Linked DNA regions of Mus musculus: regions 2 and 3 are each linked to region 1. The links are chromatin loops, found by intact Hi-C in ENCODE. Cell type or tissue: gastrocnemius. All regions are shown on one strand.

Region 1 (8,000 bases):
GTCAAGTTTGAAGATCTGAGTTCAGTTTAAGGAAATTAAAAGCAGGGAGGGTAGAACATCTCACTCCTGCAATCCCAGCAGTGAAGACTCGGATACTGAGGGGTCCCTGGGGCTGGCTGATCTGCTGACCAGCCAGGTGGGTGAAACAATGAGAGATGCTGTCTCAAAAATGAGATGGAAAGTGATTGAGGAAGACACCCAACATCAACCTCTGACTCTGCATACGTGTGCACATACGACACTCACACACACTCACACAGGCTCAGAGTGAGTGTAATGGCACACACCCATGATCTACCAGCAGTTCTAAGCCTATGTTTTCTTTTTTCAATTTGAATTATGTAGTGCATTGACATGTTGAAGGCTAAGAGGCCCCTTGGCCTGCACAGCTACCGTTTTCCCTGTGTACCTCCATTACTTCTGGCAGAGGCAGGTAGATGCCTGAGTTCAAGGCCAGCCTGGACTACAAAGCTAGGACAGCCAGGGCAACACAGAGAAACCCTGCCTTCAAAACAAAACAAAAGACACCTTGCAAGAATCAGTTCTCTCTCCCTACCTTGTGGGTCCCAGGATCAAACCCAGGTCATCAAGTTTGGTGACAAGCACTTTTACCCCCTGAGCCATTTCACCAGCCAAGCGATGCTGACCTTCTGATTCTCCTGCCTACATTTTCTGAGGTCTGGGATTGCAGAAGTGGATATCCACACTCAGTTTTATATAGTACTGGGAATCAGACTTGATGGCTACCTACATACCAGGCAAGGGCTCTTCCAACTGCGCTCCATCCTTAACACTTTTGTTGTTTGTTGGTTGTTGGGTGGATTTGGGTTTGCTTTGCTTTGTTTTGTGTTGCGTTCTTTTGTTCTTGAGACAAGTCCTGCTATGTGGCTCTACCTGACATGCAATTGTTTATATAACCTGAACTCACAACAGTCCTCTTACCTCAGACTCCTGAGTGCTGGGATTACAAGCCTCCCTGGCTGTTGTGCCTTTTCTTAGCTGTGGCATGGGTGCTGCCATTAACAAAAGTAGGAATAAGGTGTCATGTGACTCTGCTCCCCAAAGTATCTCTTCAAGCTATGTCATGCAAGCCCCTGAACCAAGTTGGGGTACCCCATGGCACTGTTTGTAACTCTCTCCAGGGCCAGACCTTGACCACAGCTGAACCTGGGCCCCCAGTAGTGCTTATGGACCAGAGTAAGAACAAAAGCAAACTGTGGAATTGGGGGTCAGATTCCAGGCACTCTTCCAGGAAGGGGATTCTTATACCTGAGGGGACGAGTGGTGGCATGGGGTGTACCCATCTCAGTGACACTCAGGAGATGCAGCCACGCTAGCTGTGTGTTCCACCCAGTGACAAGGCATCTAGACCTGTAGGTTCTAGCCTGGCAACAGGTCTGTAAGATGTAGGTGCCATCATCAGCCACATGACCTGAGAAATGGGGCATGTGAGGGGATGAACTAGGCCTGTCCTGTGTCAAGGGTAGAAATGTGCCAGTTGACAAGGGTCTCTTGAGAGTAAATACTCAATCCTGCTGAGCTGTTGTGACCCACTGCCAGCTCATCTATTCTGGAAGCTTTCTAGGACTTCCTGGCTCTTTTGATACCTTTGGGAAGAGTGGATGGTATGTATTTGGAACTTGCCAGGATATATTTATGTCCTTAGCAAGAGTCAGCCTCAACTTCCTGCACCTCCACCATACCTAGGCACTCAAGGAGAGGTGGAGGGGGATCAACACTTTCTGGTTATTGTAAGTGGATTAGGTTAGCCAAGCCTCTGAGCAGCCTCCAGTAGCCTCCAGGGCTATGGAGTCAGCCAGTGGTCCCCAGCAAGGAGAAGCAGATTATCCATGCCTCTGCCCCATGGCCTGTGTGTGTCACGCTTCCTCCTGAAGCACGCGCTGCAGAGTCATTCATTCCTTAAATGAGAAGTGATGTCACTGCTCTCGTCCTGCGGAGAGCTATGCCAGGCATAGCACCTGTTGGGCCAGGTCTTCATGGAGTCTGCCTGGCAGGACCGGGTCAACAGGACCTCCTGGCAGTGTGCAGAGCACTGTGGTGATGGAGAGTTGAGATGGGACTCTGAATTCCCATCATCGCTCAAACCTTCCTGACCACTTGGTCGCCTCAAATATTTGTGATGTTTTTGTGCAAAGTAGAGATAAGTCCTCTTTCTGGTTGGACTGACCAGCAGAAAACAGGCTGTCTGGCTGCAGTAGACGTGTGAATGTCCAGAGGAAGCAGAAGGCCTTCCATGGGAGTTCAAGTACCTCTGCCTCCCAGCTGGTGCCATCTCCCTCGACCCCTCTTCCAGGGATCTTTGTATTCTGAGAGCAACACTGTGGATCCTGTGAAACTCTGTACCTGGTCTCCCCAGGCTGGAAGAGGGTAACCCTCCTGCTCTGGGAAGCTGCTGGGGGCTCTGGGAGGGCAGCCCAATGCCAGCAGGTGCTTTCAGCCTGTGCAGCCACCTCACAGAGTTTCAGCCATAAAGGACCCAGGTCTTTAGTGTTCTTCAGTCTCTGAAAGAAGCAGGATGCTGTCAGCCACCGTAAAAATGTGACCTTTGAAAATTTACAAGAGCCGAGGTTTAAAAAGCTGCTGTGTTAATGATGCATCCCATTAGCATCTCATTAAAGGGAAGCTGGGGGAAAACCAGCTCAAGCCCAGTGATGGGCAGATAGGGCCAGCCTGCAGAGCCAGCAAGGGAGAGCTATAATGGCTGGCCTCTCCTGATGAATACCATCACTTTACCGGAACAGAAGCCAGGGCCAGGGAAAGGTGGCTTCCCAGATGTCCCAGAGAGTGACAGCGGAAGAAAATGGGAAGTGAAGGAGGCCCTGCCCAGCCCATTTCTTCAGGGAAGCTGGTCTTTCTTGTACTGGCAGCCCACCCTCTACCCAACCCCACCCCCACCCCCTCTTCCACCCCCTCCCCCACCTCAGTCCTGCTCTCCTTCTCTAAGGCAAGCCCTCATTTGAGCTCAAGAAAAGCCTGGATTGCTCCTTGGGATTCCAGATGTGTGAGAATTCAAGACTATGATAGGGAAATTCAGAGCTAGAATCACAGATCCATACAGGGTCCCAGACCTTTGGAGTCTGCATCTGCATGTGCTTATTCGGGGGGTGGGGGTCTAGAACCCTTGACAGGAAGAGAGGCCCCTGTGGTCAGTCTCCCTGCCTCACATACTACTGGTCAGTCCATATATGGCTCACCTGGAAGCCCTGGGCCTCTCAGCAAAGGGCACTCCTGCATCTAAGTTGTTTGTTGACAGAATCAAGAAAGGAATATTCACTTGACTGCTTTAATAAAATAAAATTTCTGAACTGCAAATTGCTTGCAGCTTAAGATGTTGCTAGCGCAGAGCAGAAAGAATGTGAGTGGTTTTATTTATCATTCCTAAAGGGGCGGGGAATGAACTTCAGAGCGGCTTTCTTTACTCTAAGAAACACTTGTATTTCATAATAGACACAGAGACAAACAGGAGGCTGGCAGCTGGGTAGTCATCTACCCCCATCACCATCACCACCCCCACCACCATCACCACCACCACCACCAACACCACCCTCCCATGGCTCTGGATCAGCCTATGCAGACCCAGAGTACCCTGCTTCTGTTTGGGGTACAGGGGGGGTTGCATTGTTCAGAGGCATTTACCCGCTGGTCCATCTGAGAGCAAGGCCTGGGTCTGATTACCATCACCCACCTCACCACTGCCCTGGCCGGTTCATAAAACAAGACCCCAGCCCAATAGTTATTTGCCAAGACATGAATAAGCCGGTGCATAAGCTTATTTGTGGGGAGAAGTGTGCTATTTTTCAAGTTCAGAAACCCCTCTAATTTGGGGGCCAACATTAGAACTCCCAGTTTTATAGCACAGAACCTGATGACCCAAACTCAAGAAAACTGAGATCCAGCAGTGCAGGGAGAGGACTCAGAAATCTTAAACCAAGCTGTTTGCTATCTGGGAAACCTCTGGGTTATGGGCAGCAGAGAGGAGCTGCAGCGCCCCCTCCTGACAGAAAAGGTTTCCACATTGTCAGCCAACAGGCTTGCTAGCTAGGAGGCTGGAGAATGGGGGCGGGGTCCCAGCATCCAAATGTGCCCTCTAGACAAGGCTCTTGAATAGGCAAAGCATAGCCTCCTTCCCGCTCAGGTGCCTCAGATTTCAAGAACAATTTCTGTGTCTCAAAACCCACCAGGATCCTGGAACCTGGGAATAGAGGAAGGACTGCAGCTTGCTAGATGGTTTCTGCCTCCAGACGGAGCATGTGTTAAAAGTTGACTCTTAAGAGAACTCTGAGAAGGCCTCCCCAATATTTCCTATGCGTCATCACGATTATGGCTCTCTCCCAATATGGCTATATTCCCCTTTTGTATACTACTCCCCACCCCCACCTCCTCATCCATGCCACAAGCAAGAGAAGGGCCTCTGGTCAGGATGCTTGTCTGATCAGCTTAAGATGTTGCTAACACAGAGCAGAAAGAATGTGAGTGCTTGGGAGACTCTTCCTCTGCTCATGTTCTGTTCACAGAAGCGGAGCATTTGAAGTACAGGCCAGAGGTAAAGTGCAGCCTAATGCAATTAGCTCAGTTCCGCCCGGGTCTCAATGCTGCCTGGCTCCTGCTCTCTCAGCAGGCCCTGCTACAAGGCACCGTGTACCAAAGTGTGATCCAGCAAAACTCCAGAAGCCCTGCCCAGCCTCCTGACCACGTTACCCAGGGGACTCACCCTGCACAAGGGCCGCACAGGGAGCTCTGCCTCCAGCTTCATCACTGAGTCAGGCACTCACCAGAACATGCTATAAGAAATGTGACTTTCATCTGAAGATGCTTCTGAGAGTCCCTGGAGAACGTCTGCCCCTCATCCCAGTTCTCATGCTGCCACAGGCCTGACTGGGTGTTTAGGAGCTGTTATGACTCATCTCAAAGCCAACGCCACAGAGATCCTCGCCCCCTTTGTATCCCAGTTTTCTTATCCCAGCCTCTACAGTATGTTTAGGATTTTAAAACTATTTATAAATAACGGCCATTGAAGGAAATTTAGTCTTTAGATGTAGTGATACACAACTGCAATCCAAGCACTTGGTAGTGAGAGATAGGAAGGCCGTGGGTTCAAGGGCAGGCCGGAATACAAACCCTTTTAAAAAAAAATCTGGGGGTGGGGTCAGTGGTAGAACACCTGTAAAACTGGTACAGTACCCTGAGTTCAGTCCCCAGAACCATTCATTTTGAGAAATGCATACGAGTGTAGAGAAGAAGACACCCATAATCCTCTCATCCAAGGATAATGTCTCGCCAACATTTGGGTCGTCCATCTCTCATTGGTCAGCACCAGGACAGTTCATAGGGAGATCACACGGGTCTAATCTTGTGGTCTGGTTTTCCTCATCAAATCACAGTGGGAACACTGTGCCTTCTCATTATAAATTTCTAGACAGTATACTTCTTAGTAACCAATGTCCTCTCAGGAACTGTGTCTGGGGGAGGCCAGTGTCACCTGAGGTTTGCTTTCATTCTGAGGGCCTGTCTCTTGTTCATCTCAGAAAGTGAGCTCACAACAGCACTCTCTGAGGTGCCCTGGGTCCTTCCTACCTGGGGCTGTAGCCTGACCTGTCCAGCCAACTCCCATAACTCCCTCCCTTTCTCCATGGGACACCTGGATCCCAAGAGCATGTGTAAACAAACAGTGTGGGAAACTGGGGATGATCATGCAGTGGCCCTCGCTTGCCACCTGATGGTGGTATTCTGCAGAACATTTGCTACCTCATTAGGAATTCTCTGTCAAAGCCACAAGTCCTGGTAGTCTGAGAATAAGCAGGTACAGTCAGTGCTCTCAGCACATGCCCTGGATACGTGGGTAGCATTTGGGTTATCGTGGGTGACTGACAGTCTGAGGGCCGAGGTGTCCCTCCAACCAGAGTATAGAGTGCTCTATCAGTTACACTAGTCCCCTGGGATAGGCTGCTATAGAGATACATGGTAAGGCACTGGCTTAGAGTTCCTGGAGGCCAGGGGCTCATCAGATGCAAACCTGCAGATACTCTGTCCTGATATCCCATGATCCCTCTGGGAAAAGAGGCAAGGGTCCCAGGGTTAGTGGGGCTGGATACAGGCACTCTTGTGCTCTCTCTCTCTCTCTCTCTCTCTCTCTCTCTCTCTCTCTCTCTCTCTCTCTCTCCCCTCATGAGCCCAGTAGATAAAGCTCACGTTTCAAGGATACTGCTGAGGGAACATGTTCCAGACACGGTCCTAGAACAGCCCATGCTTACCATTCTCTTCTGCTTCCCCACAGGCTCCCGGCATCTCCAAAGCTGACAATCAGTCTCAAGGACTCACGACCAGCATCCGATGGGGGCAGACGCCTGTCAATCAGTCCACGCCCTGGGACACTGATGAGCCGCCCTCCAAACAGATGAGGGAGAGCGACAATCCAGGTGAGTGTTCATCAGCTGACAGAGACACACTGACTAGCTGGGTGCTCTGTTCTTCTCTAGAGGCCCTGACCCATGAGTCTGCAGAAGCCCAGACGCTGGGCTTAGGATGTGTGGGACACCAAGTTTCTCAAGCCACACTTCCGGGGAGATGTTATTGGCTTGAGCATAGTTGCATGAGCACCAGGATGCTCTAGCCCCAGGACTGGAATTTCTTCTGCAGCATCTTGGTCCTCCTCTGGCAGCTCTGACCTTTCACGGCTCCTGGAGCCCCCTAATCCCCCTTTGGTACACATACCTGGAGACACCCGCAGCTCCACATCTTCTGCACAAGCCCATCAGTCCTAAGATCCATGAGTTCCTGTCCCTTCACTTTCCAGACAATTGTTCCACATCCCTCTAGAGTGCAGAGCACAACTCGGTGCTAACAGCCTACGTACTGCCTGACCAGTATTCTTCCTTCAGCACCTCCACATTGGTCATTACAGCCCTCACTCATAGCTCTTCAACCCACAGACATATCATATCTTGACCCAACAGTAAGACTCAAGGGTGTCACAAGGCCACCTCTTCATAATTGGGCTCAGGCACCTGGGTTTGGGGACACAAGACAAATATCTCCAATCTCTACCAAACCGGGGGGGGGGGCACTGTAATTTCAGGGGGGGGGCACTGTAATTTCAGGGGGGGGGCACTGTAATTTCAGGTGCTGTGTTTTGTTTTGGGTTCTTTTCTTTTCCTTTTTCTGTGCTCTGTTCCCAGTTTGCCCCCAAATTGTCCTCTGTAGCCCATCCTGGTAGCTACCAAGCCATTGACTAAAAACAGTGATCAGAGCTTGCAGTGAGTGACTTAGACCCTCTCTGTAGGTCTCCAGCCTCTTTCAGGCATCCATCTCATCAAAATATGAATCATCTTCATGGCATAGCATCTTGAAGCTATCTGGGGCTTTGTCAGCCAGCTTCTGGCATTTTGATGCATGTTTCTAGGCTTCCTAGCCAGTCCTGGGGAGCACTGAGTTTGGGGTGGCAGGCCTTGGCCTTGAGACATCCGGCCAGACTGGCTCGTGGTGATCTCACTTCCTCTGTTTAGCTTGAACATGTCCCCTCTCAGCAGCCTATTCTAGAATCTAGCCAGCAATACTTTGCCAATGTTTCTTGCCTTGCAGGCTCCCTCCCTCATTACGCAAACCATAAATATTTCTTGCACATTATTGTGTGCCTTATTCTGCATGTGATCACAAGGCTTGCAGCCGTCCCACATGCTGTGATTATGTGCCTGCAGCAGAGGAGGAAACTAACATGGGACAAGTGTGCATGTCACTTACCCAGAACCAGAACCAGGACTCAGAGGTGTCTCCTTCTGACCCCTCATCCTCACTCAGAGCCCCTGCTGGTTTGAGTGTCACTGTGCCCTCTGGGCTCCTTCCCTCCTCCTCATCTAATGTCTGAGAGGGAACTCCCAGCCCTTCCTCCAGGGCTCCCAGTCTCCTGCCTCTGTCTCCTCGTTCTCAGCTTATACCCTAACCTCAGAGGAACTGAACTGGGCAATGGGGCCCCAAGTGAAGGC
Region 2 (8,000 bases), 270 kb before region 1:
GCACGAGAATGCAGACCCCAGCAGTCCAAGCCTACGCATGCTCCTCCATACACTGCTCTCATGGTGACAGGGATGCTTCATCCTGGGAAGGAAGAAACGGGAAACTCTAAGTGGTTTTTTACTCAATAATAATCCAGTCCGTAACTAGGGTAATTGACCAGCTGTGTATACAAAAGGATCTGAGTTTGGATCCTAGCACCCATGCAAGAGGCCAGGCAGGATGGCACGCATCTGCAGTGACAGCTATGGGGAAGCAAAGTCAGGAAGATCCCAGAGTTCACTAGCTGCCAAGTGTAGTTTAACACAGTGATCTCCAGCTCCCAGTGATAGACCCACCTCAAAACACAATGTAGAGAATTCCTAAGAAACAGCATCTGAGGTTGACCTCTGGACCCCATCTATACATGCACACATGTGTGTACACACACATACATACATACACACACACACGAACACACATATATACAAAATACTTAATGACCCCGTCTGCTAAAGTTGCCAGAGGTATGTGGCAGAGGAGGGTCTAAAAGACATGAAATAATAAATCTATGAAGTGGGACTCTCTGATCTTCCTACTTTCCCCTGCTGATTGAAACTACCCTCCAAAGACATTTTAGAATCATTTTTGGATGTGCAGACATTTCAATCTGATAGTAGCTTCAAAGGTCATCTAGCCCATTGTCTCCCAAAAGAAAATTTCTAGTATCATCTCCACTAATGAGATCACTTCCTTTAATGCCTGCTACACACACACACACACACACACACACACACACACACCTCTTTCTACAATAGGGCAATGCTCCAGCATCCATGGGCAGCTGTTAGGGATCCCAAGCCTTCTGTCTAGTTACCCTTGCCAACTGGACACAGCCTAGACTCATCTAAGAGGAAAGCATAAATCAGATTGGCTTGTGAGCATATCTTTGGGGAGTTGTCTTGACTGTTAATTGATGTAGGAGGGCCCAACCCACAGTGGCTGATATCATCCCTGGACAGGTAGTACTGAGCTATACAACAAAGCTAGCTAATCATGAGCATGTGAGCGAGCCAGCAAGCTGAGTCCCTCTATGGCTTCTGCTCCAAGTTCCTGTTCCGATGACCTAGAGTGTAAGACAAATAAATCCTTTCTTCCCCTAATGTCAGTATTTTATTACAGCAACAAAAGGACTCGAACACCTTCCCCTCTCAAGTAAAACATGTAATGCCAAGATATGTGTCCTTAAAGCTCTGGTTTCCAGTCACCATGTTTCCTACACATGTACAATGTTGCTATTATGCTACTATACTAAGAGCCTATGTCTGGGCCCAGTGCTCCAAAACAGCTTTCAGAAAGTAACAGGTTATGGTTTTCTTGAGTTGAGGCTAAGTCACTTAGAGTACAGAACATTCTTATATATGTTGCTCAACTATTTGTCTGCTGACTAAACTATTGCATACTTTGCAATAGTTAGGGGAATACAATAGATATAGACATATAAATACAGATGATAAAGATATGGATTAGATAGATGCAGATACAGAGATGATAGATAGATAGATAGATAGATAGATAGATAGATAGATAGATACTAGGTGATAGACAGATAGATGGATGATAGATATCTTCCCTAATAATTCTCTTTTGTTGTTGTTGTTGTTGTTGGACTATGGCCTGCCTCAAGAATCAAGTAACTTTGGGAAGTGGCTATCATATTCAGGAGCCACACCGAGGGACAATCACAGCTTTTGCAGAGGTGGGGGATTGTCCTGTATAGTGGGACAGTACTGTCACTCTGTTTCTTTTTTTGGCTCCTCTCCTGCCCAGCCCAGAGTGGCTCTGTCATAGCCCCATGTCACATCATTCCCTTCCTGTCATTTTGATTAGGAGTCATCACTCCAGCCTATCACTCCCTTCCTGACCTTAGTTCAAAGATGCACCGACTTCTGAGAATCAAACCCAAACTACTGAGGTATTCCTTCCATTGATCAGCTCTACCATATTACATTCTTCAAAGGAGAGAAACAAGTTCTCTCTCTCTCTCTCTCTCTCTCTCTCTCTCTCTCTCTCTCTGTGTATCTGTGTGGTGTATAGTAGATATATAATATAGTAAAAATATTTTATATGGCAATTATAACCAAATATATAAATATATATTTATTTGCATATATGCAAATATATGTCACATGTGTATGTTACACAGAGTGAGTGACAGGTATTTTTTTTCTAACCTTCCATTTTGAGTGCATCTCTCCACTTCCACAATGGTGGGCACCTTCTGTACTGGGCACAGCATAGAGTCTATATGCCACTTTCGCAATCATGGCACCTTCTGTACTGGGCACAGCATAGTGTCTATATGCCAAGGACTGTGTGGCTCAGATCACTGACTTGATGGGCTTTATTCTATGTTTTTCTGTATATCTGTTTTCTCATTCTTTGAGTGATCATATAGTGACAGTGTATCAAAAAGAGAAAGAAGGGACAGCAGAGAAGCTGACCTTCTTGGCCTGGAGTGAACTCCGCACCCAGCACCCTGAGCTTCTGCCACTGAACAAGGCTCTTTTGTGAGAACCAACCTCCAGCCTTTTTGCTGTTGTACCAGAGCCTTGGCTTCCTGCTCCATCATTCTCCACTGATCTCAAAACGCCCGTTCATTGCTCACACGATGCCCCTCCTCTCTTAGCCTCTGAGAACTCCCAGAGCTGGGGTTGGACAGCTGTGCAGAGTCTCATGTTCTCGGAGAGGCAATGGAGCTCCAGGTTCAGCCAGCAGTGGAGAGACAGCAAAAGGGCTGCATGGAATCTCTGCTCCATGCGTTGATGCTGTTAATAAATAAGGCTTTTTCTCTAAAGACCTGAAATCTGTCTGCTCATTCCAACACACAAAATTATTCATTTAAGAAATCCTCATTGACACGAAGTAGGTAGGGACTTACTAATCATTGACCCCATTTTGCAGACTGAAAAACCCGAGACCTAGAAGGGAACTGGAGTGTGTAAGCACTGGCAGTGCGGGTGTTTTGCATACCTGGACAGCATCCTACTTAGGGAGAGGGCAGTCACAGCACCCATGCTAGCATGCTAAAAGAGGAGCCGGAGCTCCTCTGGGTCCCCAGGGATCTGTACTGAATCTCTAGGGAGCTCTGTGACCAACCGCCTTATCTCACTACCAACTCCCCGAGGACCAGTCCCAGCCTCAGTCCTTCCCTCTTCTCAGTCCTCCTAGGACCTAGCAAAACGAGAAAGAGACCCCTGACTTGTGGATCATCTAAACCCTTGCAAAACATCTTCTCTAGTCCAGGATCTCCTAGCCCCCAGGGAGGTTTTCAGGCCATCTTCTCCTGCTAGTTCTCCAACTGTCAGAGCTCCCAGGCTCCGGGTAACCATGGCAATCACCAGTATTCACAACAGCAGTGACAGGAGCCTCAGCAGGCCCCGTCTGACCTGCTCTGCTGCAGATGGGGTGCCATCTTCCTGAAGCTTCTGTGGAGTGCTGTGGGCGGGCACAAATCCAGCATGTACCCCTTATACACCTGCTGCCTGTGTTGAGTGGCTGCTAGGAGAATCTACCTCCCAGACCAAGAACCAGTGCGGGAGGAGGCTTTGGGTCTCCTACTGTTGGAGTATGGCTTGGGCCATATGAGAGCTAGGATGGGATTCAAGAACATAGTGGCCATCTAGGTGGGAGCTAAGAATGAAGGCTTTTGCTCTGAACACCTACCACTTCCAGTCTTAGCCATGCTTCCAGAAGGGTCAGCCACCATGGAAGGCTAGCTCAACTGAATGGAGGGTGGGGGTGGGGGCAGGGGGATGTTATCGTGCCAAAAAAAAAAAAATTTAGAGGGGCACTCACTAGCTATCTCATGTGCCCCTTACCCAATGTTAAAAAGCCAAAGCAGAGCATCCTGACAAGCTGTGGGTGCTTGTTGCACAGCCACCACAAAGTCTGCTGTAGCTCTACCACCAGGACCATGCAGCCTGCTAAAAGCTACTGCAACCCCCTAACTCCACGCCCCTCCCCCCTTTCACTTTCTTCAGCCTGTTCTCCAAGCTCTTTCCGGTTCTCTCACACTGGCAGAACCTCTACCAGTCTGGCCTCGCTTTAATTCTCTGTCTCTCCCCCCACCCCACCCCCCTTCCTATTAACCACTCCAGAGTTATACAGACCTCAGCAGGCATCCCATACCCAAAGCCCACAAAATGGGGGTGTGGGTCAGGGAGGCACTCTAAGAACCCTGCCAAAAACTCAGGATTTTCGGGTCCAGTTTCTTCTGAGAAATCTTTAAATGGAAAGAGCAAAGGTGGAGAAAATAAGTTTCTTAAGAACATCCCCTCCCCCGGTGCCAAAACCCTGGCTTCTAGCCAGTCGGCTTGGCTTCGCAGCTGGGAGAGCCCAGTGCTGTTGACGTAGAACGTCACAGTGCTCCCTCTAGCGGTGAACTTCTCGCGCAGAGTTTGCCGTAGCTCTACCGCCAGGACCATTCAGCCTGCTAAAAGCTACAGCAACTCCCTAGCTCGAGAGAGACAACCATTTGCCACAAAACTTACTTGTCCCCCGACCTAGGAGAGGGCTCCACTCTATTCTACCCTGGTCAGGCAAGTCAGGAATGAGGGAAACTGCCCAGCCAGCCTCAAACTGAGCTGCCCACCAAACGAAAACATCCGTGCTACCTCACCAAGCCAACTATCTAGTCTGCTGGCTTGTTTTGTTTGTTTGGTTGGTTGGTTGGTTGGTTGTTTGCTTGCTTGCTTGCTTGAACCAACATTAACTCTCTAGGATGCTCTCCTGGAAAAGGCCCCACCCATATCCCAGATTTCTGGCACCTGTACATCACTGCTGTGTGCCCCACCTCTGCACTAGAGAGGCCCTTTTGTCTCTAACCTCATTCATCCACAGAGTGGGTGTCTGCTGAAGTCACATACAAATTCTTTTAGCATACTTGCTGTGACTGAAGATGTTTCTAAGCCCACATTCTCTTGCTGGGCCTCCAGAATGCCCACTGAGCAGCATCCTGTCTCGCTACCCCTTATGCAACGTTTTCCACTCTGCTGGCCACACCTCAGCTCTTGAAAGATAACCATTCTCACCTACCTCCCACCCCCGCCTGACTCATATCTGGGTCAAGGTTCCAAAAGATTTAAATGTAAGGCGGAAGGGAGGAGAGAGGGAAGGAGGAAGGGGTGATCAATTATCCACATCTAATCAAAGCTGGCATTTGACACAGAGCCCCACTCACTCCCTGCTCAGTCATGCTGTCATCAGAGAGCCAGGCTGCTTTCACATTAATTCAATAAATTAATTAATTTGAACAGCTTTATTGAAATATAATTCACATACCATTAGAATCCACCCACTGAAAATATAATTCTGTACTTTTTAGTATATGCAAAAAGTTGAACATCTATCACTACCATCCATTTTAGAACATTTTCATTACCCCAAATAGAAATGCCACATCCATTAGCAGTCACTCCAAATTCCCTCCAAACTCCACAGCCCAAGGCTAGGAGTAATCTACTTTCTGTCTACTTCCGACTCTGCAGCATAGCCCAGCATCCTACATCACTGGCTTTGTTCCCGGTATGTTTCAGGGTCCATCGATGTTGTAATATGTATCAACACTTCATTTTTTTATTGCTAAATGATACTCTATTGTGTGAATTCAACATTATATACATACTATTCATGCATTCATCAGTTGATATATAATTGGGTTATTTCTACTTGGAGCTATTATGAGCCAAATGAATATATATAATGATGAATAATCAAATGAGTATTTTTATGATATTAAGAACACATGCTTTCCTTTCTCCCTCCAAGAATAAGATGCAGTCTACCATGAAAAATGATAAGAATATGGTAAAATATAAGAGTATTACAGGACATTTGTATTTAATTTTGGACTTCTCTGTATAAGGCAGGATGTTAAGTATTTTCACATAACATCTAATCCTAACAGAAAACTTTGTGCTAAGTTTTTTCATGACAATTGAGTCCATGTTTATCTTTAAACAGCTGAGAGAAAAGCAGAATGAGCATAAGAAATTTTAAGTGACAAACTTGCCCATTGTTACCCCCCTGTGGAGCCGCAGTCATGTCTAGAATTAGGCCAGCAAGGCTGTTTTGTGTTTTCCCTCAATCTTAGCACTTCCTCCCAAATGACACTAGCACCTGCTTGTTTCAATTTATGGGCTCAAAATTCATGACACTGTTTTTGGCATGATGAAGGAGATACATTGCTCTCATGAATCTCATGGGCCAGTCAGAGAGTTGGGCCATGGGGAGATGGACAAGCAGGTCCTTCCACAATGTGGAGCACTGTGAGTAAAACACAAGGAATCTATGCCTGGTCTATCATAGTGGGCAGAGAGGGAACTCCAAGGGAGTGGCCAGGACAGACATAAAAAGGACATATTGCCAGGGGAAGGATGATGCTCACTGTAGAGAAGGCCACAAGCAAACAAATGCAGTTCAAACAGATGGAAGCCATTAGAATTCTCCCATTGAGAATATAGTTCAGGGATAAGGCTATTTGCCTAGCAGGCATGAGACCCTGGAATTCTTTTCCAGCATAGTAAGAGGGGTGAGAGAGAGGTGGGAAAGTGTAGCCAAGAACAAGGAAGAGCCACTGAGGAAGGAGAGTAAGGGAACGGAAGCACAGGACAGGGTCCCAAAGATGCTCAAGAGCCTTGCAGAGCTCTACACAGAATTCAGATAGCATTATAAGTGTAACAGGAGTCCAACGATGACTTTTGGCAAGCTGAGTATTCTGGTCCAACTTCAGTTACAAGATGACTTCCATATAGAGAATGAACCAGAGAGTAGATTCTGGAAGCAGAATCAACAGGATTGCCAGGTGTGTTGGCATACATCTGTAATCTCAGCACCTGGGAAGTGTGTGTGTGTGTGTGTGTGTGTGTGTGTGTGTGTGTGTGATCATGCATGGAAAGGGGTCGGGCGTCCTTCAGCTACTATAGGAAATTTGAGGCCACACTGGGATACATGAGACTCTGTCTCAATAAAATAAAATAAACAAAAGAAAAATAGTAGCAAAAGACCTGGATGGACCAAAGGGAATAGGGCAGAAGGTCCACAGGAGGCTTCTAGATTCTGGCCTATGGGAGTGTGCTACCCTTGGGGTCAATGATTTGAGGGGACATTCAGGGCTCTGTTAACAGAGACGGTGTTTTAAGATCTGGTGCAGCAACCACATGGAGACTCCAAGCTGGTGGCTGCAAGCAGGAGACAGGAGCACTGAGAGGAAGCCTTCCTGGAGAGGGAGCTCAAGTGGGGACTGGGGAGGAGGTGGAAATGAGGCAAGCCTTGCTTAGGCACGGGCATAGATGAGAGCTCCCAGGCGAACTCACTGAAGCTTCCGAAGCCCTTTCTGTGTCTCTCGGGTACTAAAGCAATGAGCCACTTCCATCCGGTTAGTGGAGGTGGGGATGCGGGCGGGAAGGGGGCTCACAGATGAGTCTGGCTGCTTGATGTCATGTAAATCTCACAGTAAGTTTTCTTCATCCAGTCATGAGCATCTTTCAATAAAGGACACATAAACATTCCCATTCCCTGACCGACCAGATGACAGTGAAACAGGGACTTGGCAGCTGGCCTGACACCAGACAGCATGTAGACTAGCCCCCAACATGGGGAGGGAAAAAAATGTCCTATCATAGTTAGATGGCATTTCAACAGGTTACCACAGCAACAGAGAAGTTATCACAACACCACCATGGCTAACCAGCCGCGCAGATCAGGATGACACGTTTGAGACAATGAGAAAACAAGAGACTAAAATTCCACATGTCGATACTCTATCATGAAAGAGAAAGCCGGCCCAGCCAGTCCTGACCACACACTCACCAGCACACCCACCACCACCATCACTGTTGTTATTGATCTTGTAACAGAAGAGAAGGGCTGTATTTTTTTTTTTAAGTTCTATGGAAAAATTCCCAAGTCCTTGTTTTCCAAAAGGATCATCATTTGCCCTGGCTCCACTGAGGAAAGATGG
Region 3 (8,000 bases), 220 kb before region 1:
CTTGTCCAGCAGTAGATGCTGTACCAGCATAGAGAGGAATAGCATCTAGGATGTACCTGCATAGAGACGAATAGCATCCAGGATGCAGTACCTGCATAAGGAGTAGTATCCAGGCCATAGCACCTGCAAAATAAGGAATAACATCCAGGATGCAGTACCATCAAAGAGAGGAATAGGAATCCTTGAGAAGGAAGAGAATCCTCTCACATGCGTGAAATGTAGGGGCATTGTGGTAGGTGGAATGCATCAGTCACCAAAGGACAAATGCTGTGTGTGGGTACTTGTGTGAGGTACGTAAATTAGCCGTATTCACAGGAAGAAAGACAGAACGATGGCAGTCAGGAAGCTACTGTTTGATGGATTTACACTTTCCATTTGGAAAAATGAATGTTCTGCTGGTAGTGACCCTTACCCAGCAAAGAGAATATACAGAAGGTCACAGAACTGTACACTGAGAAAACTAGAAGGCTAGGTTATTTTTATTGTGATGAAACAGATTTCTAAATATTTCCAAATGAGTCTATTTTAATTTTTAAATTTTATTTTATGTGTATTTGTCTGTATGTCTGTGTACCACCTCCATGCAGTGCTAAAGGAGGCCAGAAGAGGGTCTTTGTCCCTCTGAGACTGGAGTGTACATACAGTTATGAACTTGGCTGGAAATCAATCCCAGGTCCTCTTGAAGAGCAGCCAGTGCTTTTAACCACTGAACTATCTCCCCAGCCCACTCCCAAATTAATTCTTTAATTGCATTATTTTCAGAATTCATAAGGTCAAGAATTCGGCAACTTTTATATGTATAGCCCACCCCAATTCCAACTGGACATGTATTCGTTTGATTTATTTTGTAACAGTTGAGGCAATATAATGAAATTCATAGATCTGGATGTTCATTATACCAGTTTCAATAATTACAAATGCCTACATGATCATCATTCAACACAATGAAAGATTCTCACCACTCCACAAGTTCTCTTGTGACTTTTCCAATCAATCTTTCTTCCTGGCCCAAACACTTTCTTACTTGACTTATTGGACTTCCTACAAAGTCAGAGCTGAAGGCATGTTGTTGCTGTTTCTCTCTAGCAACCAGAGGGCTAGACACTTGTGTTGCTGCTGAGCAGACATCACCCCGGCAGGAAGCTAAAGCACACTCAGGAGGCTACTTGGTGACCACACTGGCGATAAGGACTTGGTGGGTAGCCTCACATGTTCATGTCCCTGAGCTGTAATAGCTTGATATACCCATTTATCCCTAGATAATTCTGACAGTTACCCACAGAACTAGTCAGACAGACACCATGTCCTCCAGGCAGAGGGGTTGGGTAGCCAGTCCCCAGCTCAGCATCTTGTTCCATGGCTTGAATCCTCAGGACTGGTTGATAACATTCCTTAGCTATGTCGATGCCTTTAGTCTGGGAATAAAGCACAGAGCCCAGATCTGCAAGCCAAGGCCTGGACACGGAGACCCATGGCAGAGAAAAACACCCACTTTTTTAAGAGATTTGCTGTCCTGGAGAAGCTGGAGGCTCAGAATGGTCATTGTTGAACAAGGGCCTTTGGCTAGCTCACTAAAGCAACTCAGTCCCACCTCCCCTGCACTCCCCTTGATCCGCTACCCTGTTTGCCTGTTCGAATCCTGCTCACCCTTCTAGACTGGTAGGGACTCTGGTACAGGTGGCTGCTTCCCCTGCTGGAAGCTGGCTGGACTGCCTTATGCCCCTCTGATAAAATGGTGGCCTCATCTTTTGTGTATATTCCTTTGTTGTTTTTCTCGAAAGATCTAGGCCAATGCTCATGGATTGCAGTTTAGACACATGAGGCATAGAAAAGGCCATCACTCTAAGATGGGCTAGGTAGAGCCAGAACTAGTCCCAACAAGCTAGCACACACAAGAGCCAGGAACAGCCAGGCATCGTCTCCTGAGTTCCTCTGCTGTGCTTCCAGCTGCCCTGGATAGAAAAAGAGCAAACCCAGTAGAACTTCCTCTCTGACCACGTTAGCTGTTGTTTCGTAAACCGTGCGACTTGATAAGGGATCCCTTCAGCAGGGTGTGAAATGACTCTGTATCTGAATCAGACCCAGGAAAGATAATCATTGGTCCATTTTCCCACCGGCTGGCTAAGAGACTTTCAGTAAGCGAACCTCAGATTGGGAATCCAGCCTGTGTTTGACTGTCCATGATCCCGTCCAGGCTCTCATTTGAGTCCTGTCTCCCTAGCACCCACCAGTACACCGTTCTGCCTGATCATGGACCATAAAGTCTGGCTTATCATGGGAAGAACTTGTTCTTTTTCAGGAATTTGGGTACGGAGGTGAGGTTTTAAAAACTAGCATGGATTTTTTTTTTTCTCTAGGAGCCCTAGGAAAAACAGAAAGCGCTTCTTTGAAAATTGAGAATGAAGCTTCTAACGAGACTTTATCATATGTTTGGCTGAAAGAGTAGTGTTTAATTATGATGGAAACTTGGTTAATTAAAAGAAATCAGAAACATAATTACCTGTATACTATGATGAAACTGAAGTATATACATACAAAAAAAAAAGAGCACCTGAAAATACAATATAATGCCAATACCAATTCTCTCCCTAATTTAAAAAAACTTCCAGTTATTCCAGGACTACACAGAGAAACCCTGTCTTGAAAGAGAGAGAGGGAGAGAGAGAGAGAGAGAGAGAGAGAGAGAGAGAGAAGATAGTCCTCATTTTTTTTTTTTTTTTTTTTTTTACTGGAAGGAAAATTTACCCAACCCAGGCATGAAATGTTGCTGTAAGAGTAAGGATAATATTGCCACTTCTTTGTCCCTAGAAAGAACAATAAATGGCTGTGCCCATATTAACACTAACAGAAACAGGGAAATACCAGCTCATAGGATAGGAGAAAATTTTAAACAGCCAGTTTTTTTTTAAGGGGGGAACCAATCAGCTTCATATAATCTACTACAAAAAAATATGTTCATCACAGCTATCATAGACTCCTCTTAAAAATTAATTCTCCAGATTTTTTTCCATTTTAGGGCTCTTAATAAGATTCGGGTTTGTAGACTGTCTTAACAGTAGCTAAGAAAGCTTCAAAGCTGAGGCACCTTGCCCTCACAACCATGGCACTGTTGTCAAATAACTGGACCCCGAGGTGGTCACAGCAACCTGTAAATACTATCCAGCAAAAAGGTTGCAGTTAACCAAGTGTTGGATTGCAGAGGCTGCAATTTAATAATCATAATGAAAATAGCAATACAGTAAAAGGGGGTGGGGAAGTAAAAAGAGGGAGGAAGAAACCCCTTCTTTGTGTGTGTGTGTATGTGTGTGTGTGTGTGTGTGTGTGTGTATGTGTGTGTGTGTGCACGTGTACCTGTGTTTGTGTGTATGCATGTATGTAAAAGATGGTGGAAGGGAAGAATTGTCTCAATGTTTTCCTTCCTGTGGCTTCTTGTAAAAAAAGATGGCTCTCTGTGTGTGAGTGTGTGTGTAAAAGATAGTGAAAGAGGGAAGAATTGTCTCAATGTTTTCTTTCCTGTGGCAGATCATAAAAAGGATTACCCCGCTCTGTGAGTGTGTTTGCCTGCCTGTCTGCCTGCCTGCCTGTCTGTCTGTCCATGTGCAGGAGCGTGGGACTGGCCAACAGAGCTGGGGTAGGTATAGGCAAAACCCTCCCTATGTAATAAGGAGGCTGCATCCTCTTTCTTGGGAGCATCCTTGGTGCCTTTGACAAACTGCTTCTCTGCAGCAGTAGCTCCATGATAGTCTCCTTGGCAGTCTGCCAGAGGCTGTGAGCGTCCCGAGAATTGTGTTTTAATAGAAGGCTTTACCTCTGATACAGATTTAAAATGAGGAAGAAACTTTCTGTTCCTCCACCGGAGCAAAATGCATTTTGCTTCTTGTGAAATGCAGGTGATTACAAGCTCATCTTACATAATTTTATTATTTTCAATTGCTGCCTGTCAATCTCAGGTGATGGGTTCCTGGGAGCAGAAAGGAGGCAGATTCTGGGTGATGATTAGAAGGAGAAAAAAAGTCACCCAGTCATTATCAAATTGCACAGAAGTTTAGAAAAGAGAATAATTATCTTTGTGACGACGCTGATCAGCAGAACTTGCTAAGTTAGACACGGCAGACATGAACTGAGGATCAGTTAATAGCTTCTAGAAAAATGTATTTGCACTTCAACAAAAGGTTGGTATTTGAAAATTAAAAAAAAAAAAATGCATGTTCAACCCAAATGACGGAATTCTCTTGAATGACCAGATTTTTTCAGAAATCTGTGGCACTGTGGAGGTGGTCCACTGTCACGCCCACAAGAGGGCATTTTCTCATCAACTACTGTAAAAGAGATTTGTTTTCAAAGAGAAGCAGAGAGGTCTGGGGTGCGGCAAGTGTTATTCAGAGGGAGAGAAGGGGGCTGGAGAGCTGTTTACAAGGGAGTCATGGGTCGGTCTCCCCTTACCCGTGGTGTCTTGCTGTGTGCAAGCCAGTGCTATCAGCCAGACATGCTCTCTGTATATATATTCACTCCTTTTCAAATGTCTCAGTCCTCCTGAAACTGGGATCTGAAGGAATCATTTACAAGAGTGAGTTATCTCTAGCCCAAGATCCCAGGGGCTCCTCTGTAGCTGAACCCATCAGTGAGTTTACCACTGAGTTTGACTCTACTATTTTGAGATTCTGGTCAAAGACTCTATCAGTCCTGTGAGCCTTTACCATCTCCAGCTCCAGTTCCTTCTCTATTTACTTAACACATATTTATCAAGTATCTACCCCATGTCAATATTAAGCCCAAATAAATTTATTGGCATGGAACATATGCTTTCCATAAGGAGACATGACATAAGAAAGGAAGAAAGGAAGGAAGGAAGGAAGGAAGGAAGGAAGGAAGGGAGGGAGGAAGGAAGGAAGGAAGGAAGGAAGGAAGGAAGGAAGGAAGGAAGAAACCAGAGTGCAATTTAAATAATTGTAAATGTTACAAGAAAATATAATTGGCAAAAGAAAGATAACCAGGTGTATTGTATTGAGGAGTAGGGTGCTTCTTTGACGAATAACTAATATCCCAGTTCTGTTTAATTGGCACTAACATTTCCTTGCAAAGGTAATAAATTATTTTAACTCTTCCTTCCCATTCAAAAAAAGTTAACCTTAATATTGATTCTTTTATGGAACTGGAAACATGGAAAACAATAGATGCATCGTGTGACTGTCAGGTATCAGCTTGATAAACAATGCTAAAAATTTCCCCTCTGTACCTCATTATTTCAAATCACAGTCTGTATTTATCACTAAAGCCCAGAAGTTAGAACAGTTAAGTAATTTTAGTGTTTTGTTTTGTTTTTTTTTAATTTACTGTGTTGCCTGGAATTTTATCATCCCTTGTTTTGTTCGTTACTTCACCCTGGACAGTCAGGCTATGATCAGCAGCCAGTATCCAGGCCCACAGCTTCTGCTAATGATACCATCTCTGCCATGAGGACCGAGCCACACTCAGCAATGGCATTTCTGTGGGCACCAGTTCTGCCAGCCTGTCGAGTTCACAGCCACAACATAGGAGGCTTCAGGGGAGGTGTAGGATCTTGATAGGAGTTCAGTCCAAGAGCCACGCTGTCGTAAGAGACACATGAGAGAGTTTCTGAAGCGACAGTCGAAGCTTCACTTTGTTGTTGCTTTGGATATTTATTCTCTGTTTGGGTGAGCACGGGCGTGCCTTGGTACATGTGTGGGACCCAGGGGACAGCTTTCAGGAGTCAGGTCTCTCCTTTTACCTACCATCTGGGTACCAAATTCAGGTCGTCAGGCTTGGCAGCAAATACCTTAGAGCTGTGGGACCATCCGTCTAATCCCAAAGCTTCATTTGGAACTTCCTGGACTGAACAAATCAAGGAGTGCTTCAAGGAAGAGGTGACCCTTGAACTTGGCCTTAGGGCATTTGGGAGAGATGAGGAAGAGGGGTGTGGGACTAAATAAATATTCACCATTTAAAATTAGCATGGAACATATTTTGACACTTAAAGTGATACCTATTTAGAATTTCAGATCTGAAGTAATAATGTTTATTAAACTTATTGTCTGGAGATAACTATTATTAATATATTTCATTATATTTTCCTCCAACCTACTGGTTTACATTTTCAACAGGGTCATATTTACATATGAATTTTTGCATTTTACTTTTTAAATTCAGTATAAGTTAAATATCATTCCATCATTAAAAATAATCCCTCAAATATCATGCTATTCTAGCATGCCTCATGCAGCTACTCGGCTGAGTACACCTTCCCTGAAGCCTCCTATGTTGTGGCTGTGAACTCGACAGGCTGGCAGAACTGGTGCCCACGGAAATGCCATTGCTGAGTGTGGCTCGGTCCTCATGGCAGAGATGGTATCATTAGCAGAAGCTGTGGGCCTGGTAGCCCACATTATCATTAGCATAGATAAATGGTTTTCCTCTCCTGTGGCATTGCGGTGGATATTATATGTTGTTTTGGTTCAAAATTTTTTGTAACGGGCAGATCATCCAAGGCTGAGTTCCGAGGGCAATATTTGGCTTATCACATTAAGCACCAAGATCCCTGTTGTACACGTTACTATGAAAATAATAGGGCCAGGCTATGGGGTGGTTGAGTGTTAAATGATATCATGTTTGGATGGAATTCTAGAAATAGAATCACCCAGATTTGATCTTTTAAAAATTATGTAACTTTCCAATTATAAAAGTAGTGTTCTTTATGGAAAAATTTGACAGAAAAAAAAAAAACCAAATATACTCTTACCACTCAGAGATTAAAGACAATAAACATTTTACAATCTACTATGTTTCACCCTCGGCAGAATTAGGGTGAACTATGCATCATTTTATATCCGGCTTGTTTCCTTCTACCTCTTGTATTGATTTTGCCTTGTCATTCATTACTCATTCAGAAAAAAATATCTTAGAAGGCTATATTTCCTTACATTTCATTATGCTAATGTGTTATTTTTATTTAATTTCCTATTGTTGGATAGTCAGATCATATGGTTATTTAATACTATACAAATTTACTATGAAACATACTGCAATAAGATGGCATTGAACAAATATCTGTGGACACCGGAATATTTCTTTAGGATTAATCCCTGGAAATTGCAGTCACCACAACAGAGATAGATAGCATATATTAAGATCTATCTGTATTGCCATATTGCCCCTGGAGAACTGGGCTCTTTCACCCCCTATCCCTACCCCCTTAAGCAGTGTGAACACTCATTTTGCCCCACTCCTGCCTTTTGTAATTTTTAAGTTGGCGTCCGTTAGGTGGGTGAGTAATGGTATCTCACGGTCTCACTTTGTACTTCCTTAATTACCAGTGAGCTGCAGCGTTTGTCTCGGCATTTATTGACATTCCTGTCCTTTGCTTTTCTTCTATTTATATTTATCCTTTTTTCCCCCTATTGATTTATAAGAACTCTTTATGCATAAGAGGATATTAACCTTTTGGTGTAACGCTAGAATATTTCTCGGGTTTGTCATTTGTCTTTTCAATTCGTTTATGGCTTCTCGGGTGCATTGAAGGCCTTATTTGCTAGGTCCTATTCATCAGCTTTGTGTGCCGGGTTCTCTTGGTTTTTATGCTTACAGGATCCTTCCCGTTCCTGGCTTTAGATATCTGCTCATTTGCATTTTCTTCTACTTGTTGGAGGATTCATTTTGCACATTCAACTTTTTGTCCTGGCTTCTCGTTTTGTTCTCAGACATAAGAGAAATTTAACTTTTTCTTAATAGCTAATTCTTCCAGCTCTGATTAGGAAAGGAATTTTTTTGTTGGCCCCACTGATTTAAATCACTGGCTCTCTTACGCTAAATTCTTGTAGGCGAGCATGTATTTTTAGCCCATTTATTCCTTCCAGTCTGACCAAGTACTAAACCACATTGTTTTAATTATAGAATTTTTATTTGTATATTAAAGTCTAGTAGTGCAACTATCTCTGTCAGTATTATTTTCCAGAATAATTGTTGGCCACTGTATCTGACACAAC

The links. Peaks named below come from ENCODE experiments on the same cell type or tissue, not always from the same donor. Only the 100,000 strongest peaks of a DNase experiment are listed, where the experiment ranks them.
Region 2: a loop joins it to region 1, with 4 times the contacts of the local background. A loop is called at or near these places in 6 of 42 quality-filtered maps.
Region 3: a loop joins it to region 1, with 4 times the contacts of the local background. A loop is called at or near these places in 6 of 42 quality-filtered maps.

Annotation. Positions count from the first base shown.
Region 1 is chr12:5,139,004-5,147,003 of GRCm38, reverse strand. Klhl29 (kelch-like 29) reads left to right here. Exons shown (of 14, transcript NM_001164493.1): 4 at 6,296-6,437. Among named protein-coding and RNA genes, the nearest start is that of Gm51980, 140 kb to the left of the region's middle. In gastrocnemius, a CTCF peak has its summit at 4,022 (motif pointing left); DNase peaks (open chromatin) are centred at 4,030 and 5,764; H3K27ac peaks cover 223 bases.
Region 2 is chr12:5,406,984-5,414,983 of GRCm38, reverse strand. It overlaps 2810032G03Rik (RIKEN cDNA 2810032G03 gene), which reads right to left. Exons shown (of 2, transcript NR_015579.2): 2 at 1-82. Among named protein-coding and RNA genes, the nearest start is that of Gm32214, 26 kb to the left of the region's middle. In gastrocnemius, a CTCF peak has its summit at 4,413 (motif pointing left); DNase peaks (open chromatin) are centred at 4,005, 4,374, 4,999, 7,588 and 3 more places; H3K4me3 peaks cover 391 bases.
Region 3 is chr12:5,354,984-5,362,983 of GRCm38, reverse strand. All of the region lies in intron 1 of Klhl29 (kelch-like 29), which reads left to right. Among named protein-coding and RNA genes, the nearest start is that of Klhl29, 17 kb to the left of the region's middle. In gastrocnemius, a CTCF peak has its summit at 4,264 (motif pointing right); a DNase peak (open chromatin) is centred at 3,750; H3K27ac peaks cover 418 bases.